Regions from separate parts of the Homo sapiens genome. Here region 1 is linked to region 2. A link is a loop called in an ENCODE intact Hi-C map of the cell type or tissue named here. Cell type or tissue: heart right ventricle. All regions are shown on one strand. Links, peaks and the distances in the headings refer to the core of each region. The heading gives the core; the rest is flanking DNA. Region 1 overlaps CHST8 (carbohydrate sulfotransferase 8). Region 2 has its middle 30 kb from the start of CEBPA-DT.

Evidence for each region. A loop is a pair of places that touch in the nucleus more often than their neighbours do. Peaks named below come from ENCODE experiments on the same cell type or tissue, not always from the same donor. Only the 100,000 strongest peaks of a DNase experiment are listed, where the experiment ranks them.
Region 1: a loop joins it to region 2, with 7 times the contacts of the local background. A loop is called at or near these places in 1 of 110 quality-filtered maps.

The regions. Positions count from the first base shown.
Region 1 is chr19:33,730,769-33,739,102 of GRCh38, reverse strand. All of the region lies in intron 3 of CHST8 (carbohydrate sulfotransferase 8), which reads right to left. Among named protein-coding and RNA genes, the nearest start is that of KCTD15, 62 kb to the left of the region's middle. In heart right ventricle, for the core only: no CTCF peak of the experiment used is centred there; a DNase peak (open chromatin) is centred at 4,012; H3K27me3 peaks cover 2,747 bases.
Region 2 is chr19:33,328,632-33,336,965 of GRCh38, reverse strand. No RefSeq gene overlaps it. Among named protein-coding and RNA genes, the nearest start is that of CEBPA-DT, 30 kb to the right of the region's middle. In heart right ventricle, for the core only: no CTCF peak of the experiment used is centred there; a DNase peak (open chromatin) is centred at 4,496; H3K27me3 peaks cover 557 bases.

The sequences.
Region 1 (8,334 bases), core at 23-8,022, 400 kb before region 2:
AAACCGTGTAACTTTACATGGTAAGTGGGTTTCAGAAGGAGGGCGGGGGAGTTTTGCCTGATCCCTGTGGATGCGGCCCATACTGGGGAACCCTACTGGAAGGCAAAGGATGCAGGGTCCTCCCGGCTTTAATCCTGGCAATATCCTCCCCACCCACCATCTCCCTCTCTAGCCACAGAACAGTATGCACACTTGCTAAAAATCTTGGACTCCGGCCGGGCACGGTGGCTCATGCCTGTAATCCCAGCACTTTGGGAGGCCGAGAGGGGTGGATCACCCACGGTCAGAAGTTCAAGACCAGCCTGGCCAACATGGTGAAACCTCATCTCTACTAAAAGTACAAAAATTAGCCGGGCATGCTGGTGTGTGCCTGTAATCCCAGCTACTCAGGAGGCTGAGGCAGGAGAATTGCTTGAACCCTGGAGGCGGAGGTTGCAGTGAGCCGAGGTCGTACCACTGCACTCCAGCCTGGGTGACAGAGCAAGACTCCATCTCAAAAGAAGAAAAAAAGAAAAAACTTGCACTCTCTCTCTCCAGATGTCAAAAGAGAACTAATATTTACAGCAGAATAATAGCTGTAAGGGCTCCTTTCTGGCTTTCTGCTTCATTTAGAGTCAATGACTCTTTGCTTCTGGGAGGATAGACATTTTGAAGTAATATGGGAATGTGCTTAATTAATACCTCTCTGCCCAGGGCCTACTGGTTTGTGGTGTTTTGCTGAAAGCCCAGGGATGGGGGGTTTGAATGTGTACAGATCTGATACAAAGGACAAAAGTCCCCCTGTTTCTGCAATTGTTCCATTCTCCCAATTAATGACTCAGTGAAAGGCAGAGGTCAAATGCTGCAAAATTTTTCCAGGCAAACATTTTCAGGGCCTTTTAGCTCAGCCAGTCCACGACCCTGTCCTCTCACAGAGGCCGATAGTGAACGGGGGTCACAGAACCCCCAAATCCACCCCTGGGAGGTTTTGAGCAGTCAGAGAATATGATATATTTATCTAGCAGAATGTTCTAGCAGCATGTCATATCCTCATCAAGAATGGGAAAAGGGTAATTGGATTTAAATGTCAAGATGTTCTCAGTGTAGGGTGGAAAGCACACATCTATTTTCTCAGCTACAGTTTTTTTTTTCTTTTGGTCTTATTATAATGAAAACTGCAATGAAAACTGCAACCACTTGTTGCTGAAGATGACAGGAGAAAATTCTCTAGTGCTTGGAGATAACAGTGAGTCACAGCCTGGGGGCCAGGTACGTGGCTATCAAATGCAGAGGGAATGGGCTTGGAGGAGAGTGAGAAGTCCAGGGTTAGGCAAGGGGCATTAGCTGGGCAGAAAACACATTGGAGAAGGCTGGGGGAAGCTCAAAGGAAGGGGTGGCCAGGATGCCCATCCTAGGAGGACCTAGGAGGACAGCCATGCTTTAGAGGAGAGCCTGGCTCAGACTTCAAACTTAGTATGGCACGTGGCTTCCATGACACAGTTCCGCAAACAGATGCCCACAGCCTTGAGAAGGGTCCCCAGTAGTCCGTGGGGACAATTCCCTTCTGGGAATTCTGTCCCGTGGCTTTTTTCCAGATTTGGAAAAGCTGACAATTAGGACCTAATAGCCATTTGTCCCAGCTCTAATTATGGCCACAGTGAACGCTTAGCCCTGGTCACCAAGGCAGCCAATACCCAGTGCTAGGGACAGTTCCGAATGCGTGTCTCAGTGGCCCTGAACCTGGGGATGGAATTGTCACAGGGCAAACCCCAAAACTGGGGCTCAGCCCAGAAGGCCAAGTGGGTTCTTGGCTTTGTGCAGGAAAGAATTCAAGAGTGAGCTGACAGAGCAAAGTGAAAACAAGTTTATTAAGACAGTAAAGGAATAAAAAGTGGCTATTCCATACGCAGAGAAGCCCTTAGGGCTGCTGGTTGATTATTTTTATGGTTATTTTTGACTACATGCTAAATAACGGGTAGATTATTAATGAGTTTTTCTGGAAAGGAGCTGGGAGTTCCTGGAACTGAGGGTCCCTCCCCTTTTTAAACCATATAGGATAACTTCCAGGAGTTGCCATGGCATCTGTAAACTGTCATGGTGCTGGTGGGTATGTCTTTTAGCATGCTAATGTATTATAATTAGCATCTTAGGAGCAGTAAGGGTAACCGGAGGTTGCTTCCATCACCACCTTTGGTTTTGGCGGGTTTTGGCCAGCTTCTCTACTGCATCCTGTTTTTTCATCAGGGTCCTGGGAAACTAGTCCTGCTGAACTCCTATCTCAGAATGGCAGTGACACACCATGCATTCCTTCATGAATGTTGGGGACAAAGCTGTGGGCTGCATCCTACATGGCCGCAGACTCCCAACGTCTGCAGTATGGGGTAGGGAGAGAGGGGTGGTGGCCACGGTGTCTGCTGGTGCTAGAAAATCTCAGGAACAGAAAGGACATCTTAACAGAACATTTCCTGGCTGCCCCTGACACATGAGACCTCCCCTTATTGCCCCATGTCCCCAGAGCTGCTCACACACACTTATCTGCTGGATAAGTAGTCACCCCCGTTGGCCTGGCAGGCACCAGGCTATGCATCTTGTCTGAGCTTGGGCAGACACCAGAGAGTGCCTCGGAAGGGCCCTCTGAGAGATCCCTTCTCTGCAAAAGTGAGTTCACTATTCCCCGGGGAAGGCAGTGCTAGGCTGACAAAACAGCCTGGTGCAAATCATCCACAGGGAGGCAGGCCTGGGAGCGGTTAGCTGGGGAGCCTTCTAAATACCTGCAGCAAGCACCCCTACCCTCCATCCTGATTAGCAGCATCCGGGAGAGCCCAGGTGGGCTCCAGGCTGGTATAGAATCTGGCGTGATCAGTTCCTGGCTAGTCCTCCACTGTTGACCTTCAGGACAACACCTCAACTCGGAAGCACCCTCCAGTCTATCCCCTGGCCTCCTTTCTCAGTCCAAGTCTCAGTTCAACAGCATCCTGAGACTGTTCTCAGGCTGAGGGTCTATGACACCATAGTGAGGCAAGAGGTGCTTCCAAGCGCAGGCTGGGCCTGGGATCCCGGCCCCATGTCTGTCTCTGTCACCATGGATTCTTAGCATCGTTGGGCTGAAGCCATCCCTGGCCCTGCAGCAGGGAGCAGTCTCTTTTGTAAGGACATTGCCAGGTGGCGGGTGGTGCCTTAGAAAATACACATCTTTAATTAGAAACAGGTGGAGAGGAGGCACACTCCATTTACAGGTGTGAGCAAGCCTTCTGGTAAAAGGTGGGGAATGTGATTTTGGTTTGTTTTTGTTTCTGTTTTTCTTTGAGACGGAGTCTCGCTCTGTCCCCCAGGCAGTGGCGCGATCTCGGCTCACTGCAACCTCTACCCTCCGGGTTCAAATGATTCTCCTGCCTCAGCGTCTCAAGTAGCTGGGATTACAGGTGTGCACCAGCACGCCCGGCTAATTTTTGTATTTTCAGTGGACACAGGGTTTCACCATGTTGGTCAGGCTGGTCTTGAACTTCTGACCTCAAGTAATCTGCCCACCTTGGGCTCCCAAAGTGCTGGGATTACAGGTGTGAGCCACCATGACTGGCCAAGAATGTGATTTTGTATGGCTGCAGTGGAGAGTGAAGAGTGTGTGTGTGTCTGCGTGTGTCTGTGTGTCAGAACCTAAGACCCTCTGACTGCCCTTGCAGTGGGCAGTCGGGAGAAGGGGGCAGCCTGGCTGGAGGCAGACACTGTTCCCGGTCCCATTCACACTCTCCTGCTGCCAGGGGTGCATTTGACGGCTTCCCCATCAATCTGTGAGTTTCCTCCTGAAACCTGATTGCTAACTCTGCCTGTGAGGCATTTAAAGCCTTTTCTCCAAGTACCCCCTCCCTCCCCATGGAGGAGCAAGGTCGGGCCCTGAGGGTAGGAAGCTGTGAGCCAGCTGGGGAGGGGCCAGAGCTGACCCCCCTACCCAACCCTGCCCTCTCTTCCATCTCTCCCCAGCCAGGCTGTTTCCAGGGATTGCCTTTGTCTCTGCCAACAGCTAGGATGTTTTGATCAAAAGCCAGGCCTGGCACTGCTGCTTGCCAACAAACACAAGCCTTTTTTAAAGCCTCCTTCTTGCCTGGGCTGGGACTTCCCTATCTGACATTTGATGCAGCTTCTGGCCTTGCCCAAGCCGTGGCATGGAGGACCCTCACACAGAGATCCCGTTTACCCTCTGTTCAGCTTGATGCTGGGGTCAGGGGATGTTTCAGGGACCAAGCTGTGCAGGAGACTTGGTTGTCAACAGAACCTCACCCCCACCTCACCCTGTAGTGCCTTTCCCTGTCCCCATGTCAGGAAGGTCCCTGGGGGAAGTCAGTGCTCCCAGGGTGGTATGCTGGGCCCAGTGGGAGTGGGCAGCTCTGGGATCAGGAAGGTGGGTCCTCACTCCCAACAGACCCCACTCGTGATGCCCCTCCTGGCCTGGGCACTGAGAAAGTGCTCTCCCTCCTTCCTCTCCTCTCCCTGAGCTCCTGCAGTTGGGACAACGATGGCAGGGCGTTCTCCTGGGGGCTGGGGGCTGGCCCAGTGAGCTGCCACCCCATTCCTTCATATTCATCCCACCTGGGGGACAGCACCACTGTGTCACACAGTGTGGGTCCCCATTGCTGTTATAGGGAAGGGGTCTCGATCCAGACCCCCAGAGAGGGTTCTTGGATCTTGCACAAGAAATAATTCAGGGTGAGTTCATAGAGTAAAGTGAAAGCAAGTTTATTAAGAAGTAAAGGAATGAAGAATGGCTATTCCATTCTTCATTGCCCATTTTTATGGTTATTTCTTGATGATATGCTAAACAAGAGGTGGATTATTCATGCCTCTCCTTTATAGACCATATAGGGTAACTTCTTGACGTTGCCATGGCATTTGTAAACTGTCATGGCGCTGGTGGGAGTGTAGCAGTGAGGACCACCAGAGGTCACTCCCATGGCCATTGGTTTTGGTGGGTTTTAGCCGGCTTCCTTACTGCAACCTGTTTTATCAGCAAGGTCTTTATTACCTGTATCTTGTGCCAACCTTCTATCTTATCCTGTGACTTAGAATGCCTTAACCATCTGGGAATGCAGCCCAGTAGGTCTCAGCCTCTTTTTTCCCAGGCCCTAGTCAAGATGGAGTTGCTCTGGTTTACACACCTCTGACACCGCTGTCTGCTCACAGGGAGAGGAGGCTTGCCTCATAGATCACAGATCAACGACGGAAGTTTGTAGAGCTCTCTGCAGCAGGCTGCAGTTATGATGGTGTGTGGGCCGTTGAGAAAGTGCTCCTAGAGGCTGGCTGTGGCTCCTAGAGGCTAGCAGTGGCTCCTATGTAGGAAGTTCCAGCTCTTATGTTGCATGTTCTTTCGGAGCTGAAGGAAGGGCCTGCAATAATCTATCTGTTACACCCCAATTTATGCAGAGAGGGGGTTTAGGATGCCATACAAGAAATGAGGGCATAAATCAGAATGGAACTGACAGATGCAAGAACAACTAGTAAAGAGATAATAAAATGGATCCCAAAGTAAGTTTGAAAGTTGCACTTTACAAGGCTGTATTCACTTGGTAATGGGCTGTGGTATCAAGAATATATCTGGGCCAGGCACTGTGGCTCACGCCTGTAATCCCAGCACTTTGGGAGGCCAAGGCGGGTAGATTACCTGAGTTCAGGACTTCAAGACCAGCTTGGCCAACATGATGAAACCCCATCTCTACTAAAAGTACAAAAAATTAGCTGGGCATTGTTGTGGGGGCCTGTAATCTTAGCTACTTGGGAGGCTGAGGCAGGAGAATTGCTTGAACCCAGGAGGTGGAGGTTTCAGTGAGCCAAGATCATGTCATTGCACTCCAGCCTGGGCAACAGAGCAAGACTCCATCTCAAAAAAAAAAAAAAAAAAAGAATATATCTGGTCTTTGTCTCTTGGTTCCAGACACAGTGCTTCAAAAACCCTTGGAATTTCCACAGTGATAGGCATGTCTTGTTATGCCAATGAGATGGGTCCTGGTGGGCTCCTAGAGAGCTTCAGTATAGGAGCTGGTCACCAGAAAGACCAACCACTTGAAGAGAGGAGGGGAGGGTGATTGGAGATTGAGTTCTGTCATGCAGCCAATCAATCATCAATCATTGATTACTCATAATCAAACCCCAATTCATAATGCAATCCTAATAAAAACTCTAGACACTGAGGCTCAGAGGAGCTCCCAGTTGAACACACTGATCTGCTGGGAGGGTGATATGCCCTCCATGAAGGAGGTACCATGGAACCTACCTTAGGGAACCTTGTGAGAATTAAATGAGATGATACAGGAATCAAGCTAAGCTCATGCTTTGTCTCTTCCTCTAAGATGCACATGCCCCACTGCCTTTCCGAGGGTCTGGCGTTGCCCTGCTGCCCACTTCGGTTCATTGGATGTGTCTTCATGTGAACAAATAATGATTGAGATGAGGTTTGGGCTCTTGACCAGGAGCCCAGAGCCTGAGAAAATTGTGTTTGGGACCCTCCCAGACCCTGTTCTATCTATGGGTATCCTTTCTAATAAAAATGCAATTTTAAGTATAGTACTTGCCTGTGTTCTGCATCTTTAAAACAAATTTTCAAACTGGAGGGGCCCCAGCACCTACACTGCTGGCCAGCTGGCTACAGATTCACAGGAACACCTGACTCTGTAGCCAGTTGGCCAGCGGTGCAGGTGGCCTGGGGACCCCACTTGCGGCCAGTGTCTGAAGTAAAGTCAGTCTTGTGGAGGGCTCTGTCCTTTACTTGTGGCGTCTGGTGCTAACTCCAGGTGGTCAGTGTCAGGACAGTATGTAGTACAGCCCAGCTGGGGGCAAAACAGAACGCGGGCTTATTTATTAGGCGTGAGCCTTGCAACAGCTGGTGCAGAACAACGATTCTTGGTAGAAGGACCAGACAAGAGGATCTCCTGAGTGACGGCCAAATGTGCTTGACCTCATCTTTAAAGTAAGGGCAATCATGAGCCTCAGGGGGCGGCTTTTCAGAGCCCAAAAGAAAGAGGCAGCATTGCAACAGAGCACAGTCGGTATGCAGCTGAACTCACATGGCCAAGCTCATGCAGGGCAGAGCTGGCTGGGTTGAAGTGGAGACGCAGCTGTCCCAGTGTGAGCAGTGTGTGGATTAAGGGACTCCCTCCCCTTGCACCTCAATCTCTGTCCGTGTGGACTGAGCCATTGAGACAGGCTGTCTTGTTTCCCTGAGTCCATGAGCTTCTTGGAGTGGAAAAGAGGTCACCGGCAGCCAGCAAGGAGAACAGTGCATCTTTACACCTTTTCTCTGCCTGAGATCTTCTCTGTGTAAACCAGAGGATCTGGCCACAGCCTTGGGCACAGGCTCTGGGCTCCTTGTGAAGAACCCAAACCTCATCTCAATCATTGTTTGCATACACGAAAACACATCTGTCAAAGGCGTTTGAACTAGAGTGACTCCATCTTGTATAGATACTGGGTAAAATAAGGCTGAGACCTACTGGGCTGCATTCCCAGGAGGTTAGGCATTCTAAGTCACAGAATGACATAGGAGGTTGGAACAAGATACAGGTCACAAAGACCTTGCTGATAAAGCAGGCTGTGGTAAAGAAGCTGGCCAAACCTCACCAAATCCAAGATGGTGATGAAAGTGACCCCCGGTTGTCCTCACTGCTTATTATACGCTAATTATAATGCATTAGCATGCTAAGAAACACTCCCACCAGTGCCGTGACAGTTTACAGATGCCATGGCAACACCTAGAATTTACCCTTTATGGTCTAAAAAGGGGAGAAACCCTAAGTTCTGGGAATTGCCCACCCCTTTCTCGGAAAACTCATAATTAATCCACCCCTTGTTTAGCATATAATCACAAAGTAACAATAAGTATCCTTAGTCCAGCAGCCCAAGCTGCTGCTCCGCCTATGGAGTAGTCATTCTCTATTCCTTTACTTTCTTAATAAACTTGCTGTGATGATTACTATTGAGTGTCAACTTGATTGGATTGAAGGATGCAAAGCATTGTTCCTGGGTGTGTCTGTGAGGGTGTTGCCAAAGGACTTTAACATTTGAGTCAGTGGACTGGGAGAGGCAGACACACCCTCAATCTGGGTGGGCACCATCTAATCAGTTGCAAGCACGGCTAGAATAAAGCAGGCAGAACTTGACTGGCTGAGTCTTCCAGCTTCCATCTTTCTCTGTGCTGGATGCTTCCTGCCCTCGAACATCGGACTCCCAGTTCTTCAGGTTTTGGACTCCTGGACTCACACCAGTTGTTTGCCAGGGGCTCTGGGGCCTTCAGCCATAGACTGAAGGCTGTGCTGTTGGATTCCCTACTTTTGAAGTTTTGGGACTCAGACTGGCTTCCTTGCTCCTCAG
Region 2 (8,334 bases), core at 208-8,207:
TCCATCATTTATCAAAGATAATCTCTCTCTCTCTCTCTTTTTTTTTTTAAGAGATGGGGTCTCACTGTTGCCCAGGCTGGTCTCAAACTCCCGGGCTCAGGGGATCCTCCTGCCTCAGCCTTCTGAGTAGCTGGGATTACAGGTGCATATCACTGTGCCTGGCTGAAGAGTTCATCCTTTCTTTCCTCATTGCAATACAGGTGGCTGTGGTCATAAATCAGTTGACTGTATGTATCTGTACGTGCTTTTCCACTGGTCAGTTTGTCTGTCCTTGTGCTAATACTGATGCAGGGCAGGTGAGCCCCAGATAAGGGCTTAGCCCAAGAAAGTTCTTTGCTTTGCCCGGGAAAGAATTCAAGGGCGAGCCAAAGGTAGAAGAAAACAGCTTTACTGAAGCAGCAGTGTTACAGGATCTCACATGGAGTAGTCTTTGAACAGAGCATCACTTAATTCATAAGACAGTCCCATAGTCATGGCCAGTATTTACTGAAGAACAGTCAAAAATGAAGAGGACAAAACCTTAATATTGTAAATAACTTAATAGGAAAATAGAACTTGACTTGCCACAAGAAAGTGTCTTGCATAGACAGTCCAGGTATTTATCAATTTCATAAACTGGAATTGGGGTCAAAATGGATGGGGTAGATTTGTGCTCTCCTGGACCTTGTCCATTCTCTGTGTGGACAGAGAGGTGATGTCACGGAGGGTGACAGTATTTTAGGGACTGGTTAAAAATTACTTAACATTTAAAAAATTAAAGCCATACCTGAGTCTATATAAGCCAAGTAACGTCCATAAGATGCTAGGTTGGGGCCGGGTGCAGTGGCTCACGCCTGTAATCCCAGCACTTTGGGAGGCCGAAGGGGGGCAGATCATCTGAGGTTGGGAGTTCTTGATCAGCCTGACAAACAGGGAGAAACCCCATCTCTACTAGAAATACAAAAATTAGCTGGACATAGTGGCGCATGCCTGTAATCCCAGCTACTCGGGAGGCTGAGGCAGGAGAATCACTTGAACCTGGGAGGCGGAGGTTGCAGTGAGCCGAGATCACACCATTGTGCTCCTGCCTGGGCAAAAAAAAAAAAAAAAAAAAAAAAAAAAAAAGAAGATGCTTGGTTGGAAGGCACTGCCAAGGAGAAAGGCTCATGAGTCTTTGGGGTGGACACAGCTCGTCCTTGTCATCACCCACTGATTCTTTTGATAATGGCACAAATTCTTCTTTGAGCAGCCAGCCTGGCCGGGCCACAACAGAGTCACTGTGATTGGTTGGTTAAGCAGGCTAGAGCAATATCAGATGTTCCTCTTGCGAATTCCAATGATGACAGCAGGGACAAAGAAAATGGCTGGGCTGGTTCTTCTCAGCAGCAGCGGCACCATAGTAGATGCTGGTCCGTTCCTGCCATCTGGATTCCTGGAGTTGCTCTAGTGACTGTCATTTGTGCAGTTGTTCCAGGTTTTTTCTTGGTTTCTATGAGCTTCTCCATATTTTTTCCATAGATTATTTGGTTTAAGTTAACTAGACTCAGTTCCTCTTGCTTGTAAGTCAGTAAGACCTATAAAACCCTGATGGATTCTGGACTTAACCAATGGGAAAACACGTTAAGAGGCAATTTAGCATATTCCTAAATTGTTATTAAGCAGAATTAGATTTAAATAACCTCAGAGGCCAGGTGCCGTGGCTCATGCCTGTAATCCCAGCACTTTGAGAGGCCAAAGCAGGCAGATCACTTAAGGCCAGGAGTTCAAGACCAGCCTAGGAAATGTAGCGAGACCCCCATCTCTACAAAAAATACAAAAATTAGCTGGGTGTGGTGGCATGCACCTGTAGTCTCAGCTACTTGAGAGGCTGAGGTGGGAGGATTGCTTGAGGAAGTTGAAGTTGCAGTGAGCTGTGCTTTCACCACTGTACTCCACCCTGGGCAACAGTGAGACCCTGTCTCAAAAAAAAATTTCCTTTAATAATAAATGACCTCAGAAAGGCATAATATAGCATAGATATGTACAAATAGTGTATGCCACAATGTCACCTATTAGGAAATGGAGTGGGCCAGGCATGGTGGCTCATGCCCATAATCCCAGCACTTTGGAAGGCTGTGGCAGGAGGATCACTTGAGGCCAGGCCATCCTGAGCAACATAGCAAGACTCTGTCTCTACAAAAAACAAAAAAATTAGCCAGGTGTGGTGGTGCATGCCTATAGTCACAACTACTCAGGAGGCCGAGGTGGGAGGATCACTTCAAGAGTTCAAGGCTGCAGTGAGCCGTGATTGTACCACTGCACTCCAGCCTGGATGACAGAGCAAGCCCTTATCGCTTTAAAGAAAAAAAAAAGAAAGAAAAAAAGAAAAAGAATAAAAGAAATAAAGTGGACCTACCAAGAAGTTATTTCTTACATCCAATTTTAAATTCTCAATTTTTGTCTATATTCATTTAATGCTATTACTTATTACATATTAATTAAATGCTTATTAATAACCAGATGGTGATTATTAATTACCAACAATTAATTAATAATTTATTAAATTATTAATTAATGTGTGTTCACCACTCACTAGGCTCCAGATTTTTTTTTTTTGAGACAAGGTCTTGCTCTGTTGCCCAGGCTGAAATGCAGTGGCTCAGATCATGGCTTACTGCGGCCTTGACCTCCCAGGCTCAAGCGATCCTCCAGCCTCAACCTCCCAAGTAGCTGAGACTACAGGTGCATACCACCATACCTGGCTAGTTTTTTAAATTTTTTTGTAGTGACGAGGGTCTCACTATGTTACCTAAGCTGGTCTCGAACTCCTGGGCTAAAGCAATCCTCCTGCCTCAGCCTCCCAAAGTGCTGGGATTATAGGCGTGAGCCACCACGCTTGGCCCAGGCTCCAGCTTTATAGGTGATAGAGGATGTGCTGCTTTTGTTGTGTGTGATTGAGGGTGGCTGCTAAGACACCAGTCATGAGAGAATTAATGAAGACACAGAAATGAGTTTACCAGAACCCAGCTGGACAGAGGTGGGGTGGGTGGAGGGGCAGTGCCCTGAATGTACATATAAGGAATCCATTGATAAGCTGCTTGGGCTGGGGAGTGAGACCGCCAGGGTGCACGCTCTGGCAGGAGTGGGAACATGAACTGCCTTCTAATGTGTGTGGGTCCTCTTACCTGCAGGACTAGCATAGCCTACTGTTCAGAGTTAGCACTGCCACCAGATGATGGGGTTTGGATCCCAGCTCCAAGCCTTTTTTTTTTTATTTAAGAAAAAGTTTAAATCCTGGTAAAATATGCATAAGATAAAATTCACCACCTTAACCAATTTTAAGTGTATGTTTCAGTCGTATTAAATGCATTCATTTGTTGTGCAACCAATCTCCAGAACTCTTTTAATCTTGCAAAACTGAAACTGTACCCACTGAACAACTCCACTCCCCCCAGCCCCAGCCCCTGGCAACCACCATTTTGCTTTCTGTTTCTATAAGTTTGACTACCCTAGGTACCTCATATAGTATTTGCTTAGAATATACAGTATTTGCTTTTTGCGACTGGCTTATTTCATTTAGCATAATATCCTCAAGGTTTATCCATATTGTAGCACGCACCAGAATTTCCTTCCTTTATAAGGCTGAATAATATTCCATTGTATGGACGTACCATCTTTTGTTTATCCATTGATGCATTGATAGGCCCTTGGGGTGCTTCTACTTTTTGGCTATTGAGAATAATGCTGCTATGAACACGGATGTGCAAATACCTTGTTGAGACCCTGCTTCCAGTTCTTTCAGGTCTGTACTCAGAAGTGAAATTGCTGGATCATATAGGAATTCTATTGTTAATGTTTGGAGGAACCACCATATTGTTTTCTGCAGTGACTGCAACTTTTCACTGTTTTTTTGAGACGGAGTCTTGCTCTGTAGCCCAGGCTGGAGTGCAGTGGCACAATCTCAGCTCACTGCAACCTCCACCTCCCAGGTTCAAGCGAGTCTCCTGCCTCAGCCTCCTGAGTACCTGGGACTACAGGTGCACGTCACCACGCCGGGCTAATTTTTGTATTTTTAGTAGAGAGGGGGTTTCCCCATATTGGCCAGGTTGGTCTCGAACTCCTGACCCCAGGTGTTCTACCCGCCTCAGCCTCCCAAAGTGCTGGGATTACAGGCATGAGCCACCATGCTTGGCCACCCTTTGACATTTCTACCAGCAATATATGAATGTTCAATTTCTCTACATCCTCACCAACACTTGTCATTCTCCTTTTAAAAATGATAACAGTCATCATAGTAAGTGAGCTTGGACATGTTAACGCTCACATGTGATTGGGAAAGTATAGATCTATTTAGTGGAGTCTATAAGTGGCAGAGAGTATGAGTGATAGAGACTGTGGCCGTAGTTGGTGGTAGCACAGTCACATAGAGACACTGAAGAGGCCCTCTCAGGAGAAGGTCACAGACCAGCTAGTGCCAGAGAACCCAAAAAGGCCAGCGAGAGCCATGGCTGCTCAGATGAGGGAAGTACGGTAGAGCCACACCCAGAAAACTGTGCTTAGCTAGGGCAGCTTTCTACCACAAGCATGTAGAGTTTTCTGGCTGGCAGCGTGCAAAGAGGAACCAAAGCTATTAAAAGAATGGAGGAATTGGTCCATCACGAAAGACTAAAGCTCCAAGGGGTAGTTTGGGTCATCTGTGTCCACTGTTTACAATTATATAATGGGCAAAACCAACCAAGCAATTGTTTTTTTAGAAGGAAGAGGATGTCTTCAGTAGGGAAAATATACTAGCTGTATTGCAAAAACTTTGAAAAAGCGGTTGAGTTCAATATTAAACCAAAAAATATTAGTATAAAGCAATACAAAATGAGGAATAGTTTCACCAGAAAGTGAGGAAGTACTATTTTTGGAAATCTCTCTGATGAAAGTAGTTTGTCTTATTGAAAGCAAAGTTTAATTTCTCTACAGATCCATCAAGTAACAGAAGAATGCTCAGTTATGGCTTCTTTGTGGGTTTTTTTTTTTATTATTTGCCATTCATGGCCAGGCACAGTGGCTCACTATGTAATCCCAGCACTTTGGGAGGCCGAGGAGGGAGGATTGCTTGAGGCTGAGAGTTCAAGACCAGCCTGGTCAACATAGCAAGACCCCCCACCTCTATAAATAAATATGCCAATAAGTAGATAAATAAATAAATAAATAAGGCAGGCGTGGTGGCGCACACTTGTGGTCCAGCTACTCAGGAGGCTAAAGCAGGAGGATCACTTGAGCCCACGGGTTTAAGGCTGCAGTGAGCTATGATCGCAGCACTGTACTCCAGGCTGGGGGATAGACTAAAACTGTCTCAAAAAAGTTAAAATACACGTCTGTAATCCCACACTTTGGGAGGCCGAGGCAGGGTGATCACTTGAGGTCAGGAGTTTGAGACCAGCCTGACCAACCTGGCGAAATCCCATCTCTACTAAAAATACAAAAATTAGCCGGGCATGGTGGTACACGCCTGTAATCCCAGCTGCTTGGGAGGCTGAGACAAGAGAATCTCTTGAATCTGGGAGGTGGAGGTTGCAGTGAGCCAAGATGGCACCACTGCATTCCAGCCTCGGTGACAGAGCAAGACTCCATCTCAAAAAAAATAAATAAATAAAAATAAAATAAAATAAAATAAAATAAAATAATTTTTTAAAAAATTATTTACATAATTGGCAAAACAATATTACAATTCAAACAAAACTCCCCCACAGTTCCACGAGCTGTTTAAATCAATATTTCTGTAGATACATGGCACCCTCTACCCTTTGTCCACATACTTAGTCAATGTTTACAGATTTGGAGTAATAGTGATAGAAGTTTGTTTCTTCCTATCTTACTTAACATGACATCATGAGTGATTTTCTGTTTTGGTAGAATCTTTTCCTACCCTCTCCTCTGACTTCTGCCATTGCAAACAGTGCTAAAATGCCATCTTGGTGTAAATATACTTGTAGGCTGGTAATTTTAGAAGATAGATTCTCAAGAATTGTCATTTCTGGGTCAAAGGGAACTTTTTTCCTTTTTTTTTTTTTTTTTTTGGAGACAGCGTCTCACTCTGTCACTCAGGCTGGAGTGCAGTGGCGCAATCTTGGCTCACTGCAACCTCTGCCTCCCAGGCTCAAGCAATCCTCCCACCTCAGACTCCTGAGTAGCTGGGACTACAGGCCTGTGCCACCATGTCCAGCTAATTTTTTGTGTTTTTTGTAGGGACAAGGTTTTGCCATGTTGCCTAGACTGGTCTCAAACTCCTGGGCTCAAGCGATCCACCAGCCTCAGCCTCCCAAAGTGCTGGGATTATAGGCGTGAGCCTCCTTGCCCGGCCACGTGTATGTTTTTTTTATCTGAATGACATTGCCGAATTATTTCCCCAAAGCATTGCTGCAATTCTACCCACAAGGTACAGTGTCTGATTTCATGTATTCTTACCAGCCAGCCACTCTTTAATTTTTGCCAATCTGATGAGTTTTTTCTTTAAAAACCTGCTCTAGTTTCTTTAATTGGCATTTCCCTGATTACTAATGAAACTGATCTTTTCACTTATTTATTGGCTATTTAAATTTCTCTTCCTGTGGAAAACCTATTAAATTCCTCCCCCTCCTTTTCCCATTGAATTTTTTGTGCTTTTCTTCTCAAGGATGTCTGTGCGTGTAGGATATTAACCCTTCCTCTGCCATATGTATTGCAAGTACTTTTCCCAGCATGGGCCTCTCAGCCCCCTTTAGTCCTGAGTCAGAAAAATAAATATCCTTCGTCACTGGAAGGGAGAATGAGTCCAATTTGCTGTCTCTGTGGGCAACTTGCTCTATCATCCACCCGCTCCTCAACTGGTTGATTCTCTTCAAAATGGAAGGGGTCTTTGCTGACACAGAGGCTGAAACTGAAAGACCGAAGTTCCTGCATGAATGAAGGTGTGAAGCTGGGTGGGGCTGGAGAAGGACATAGGTGTTGCTGGAGAGAGAGAAGCAGGGGCTGGATCATGCTGGGCCTTGTAGGGTTTATTTTAAGCGCAAAGGGAAGTTATGCACTGGATTATGTTTTTGCAACAGTGCCTCTGGTTGGAGAATGTATGGTAAGGGAACAGGAAGGCAGGCATGGAGCCCAGTTAGGGTTAGCCCATCGTTGTGGTCCAGGTGGGAGACAGCAGTGGTTTGTACTAGGGTATTGGCAGCGGGGATAAGAAGTTGATAGGTCTATTTTGAGCCAAAGAGGAGAGAATAGATTATAAGAGATTAGGCATGGAACGGTGGGGAAGAAGGAGAGGTAGAGATTGGCTCCTCAAATTCTGGCTTAAGTAGCTGGAAAGAAGGGGCAGATTAGGGGCAGGAGGTAAGTTCACAGGGAAACCAAGATTTCATCTTAGACTTGTTAATTCCGAGATACCTGTGAAATAGACAGATAGAGAGATCAGATGTTAGAGGGTGATGCTCAGGCTTGGCCTCTGGGCTGAAGACATGAATTTGGTACTAAACAACAAGGCGATCAACAAGGTGCCCTTAGAGAGGATTAGAGTCCCCAGAAGAACAGTGCAGATAGAGGAGACAAGTGAGGCTGCCCCTGGGAGAGGAGGAGCTGACGCCGGAGACTGGAAGCAGCAGGTAGACAGCAAGAGAGGAAGCACTTCACCAACGGGAGGCTGCAGCACGCTGCTGAGGACCAGGGGAGGGGCCACTGCTGGGCCTTAAAACAGGGAGGGCGCCTTTCCAACAACAACCTCAGTAAAGTGTAGGGAGCAGATGAAACCGCATTGGGAAATCAATGAAAGGTGAATAGGCAGAGATAGTGTTTACAGAGAACTCTGTCAGGAAGTTTAGTTATGAGTGAAGAGTCAAGAAGTAAGGGCCAGGTGTGGTGGCTCACGCCTGTAACCCCAGCACTTTGGGAAACCAAGGCAGGAAGATCGTTGAGGCCAGGAGTTCAAGAGCAGCCCTGGGCAACATAGCTAGACCCTGTCTCTACAAATAATTAAAAAAAAAAAATTAGCCGGGCGCAGTGGTGCACACCTGTGGTCCCAGCTACCCAGGAGGCTGCCGTGAGAGTATGGCTTGAGCCCCGGAGGTCAAGGCTGCCGTAAGCTGTGATTGTACCACTGCACTCCAGCCTGGGAGAAGAGCTAGACTCTGTCTCAAAAAAAAAAAAGAAAGAAAGAAATAGGGAGATGGGTGGAAAGGTGCGTAGTCAGAGAGAGGCGTTTTGTTTTCTTAAGTGGGGGACCCTAGAGCATAGTTCAATGCAGGTGGGGTGGCACCCCTGAGAACGTGAAAGAAAATGCGTCCAGAGCATGAGAACAGGGCTTGACTGGGGGCAGAAGGAGGGTCACCTCCCTTGTTACAATAGAAGGAACAAAAG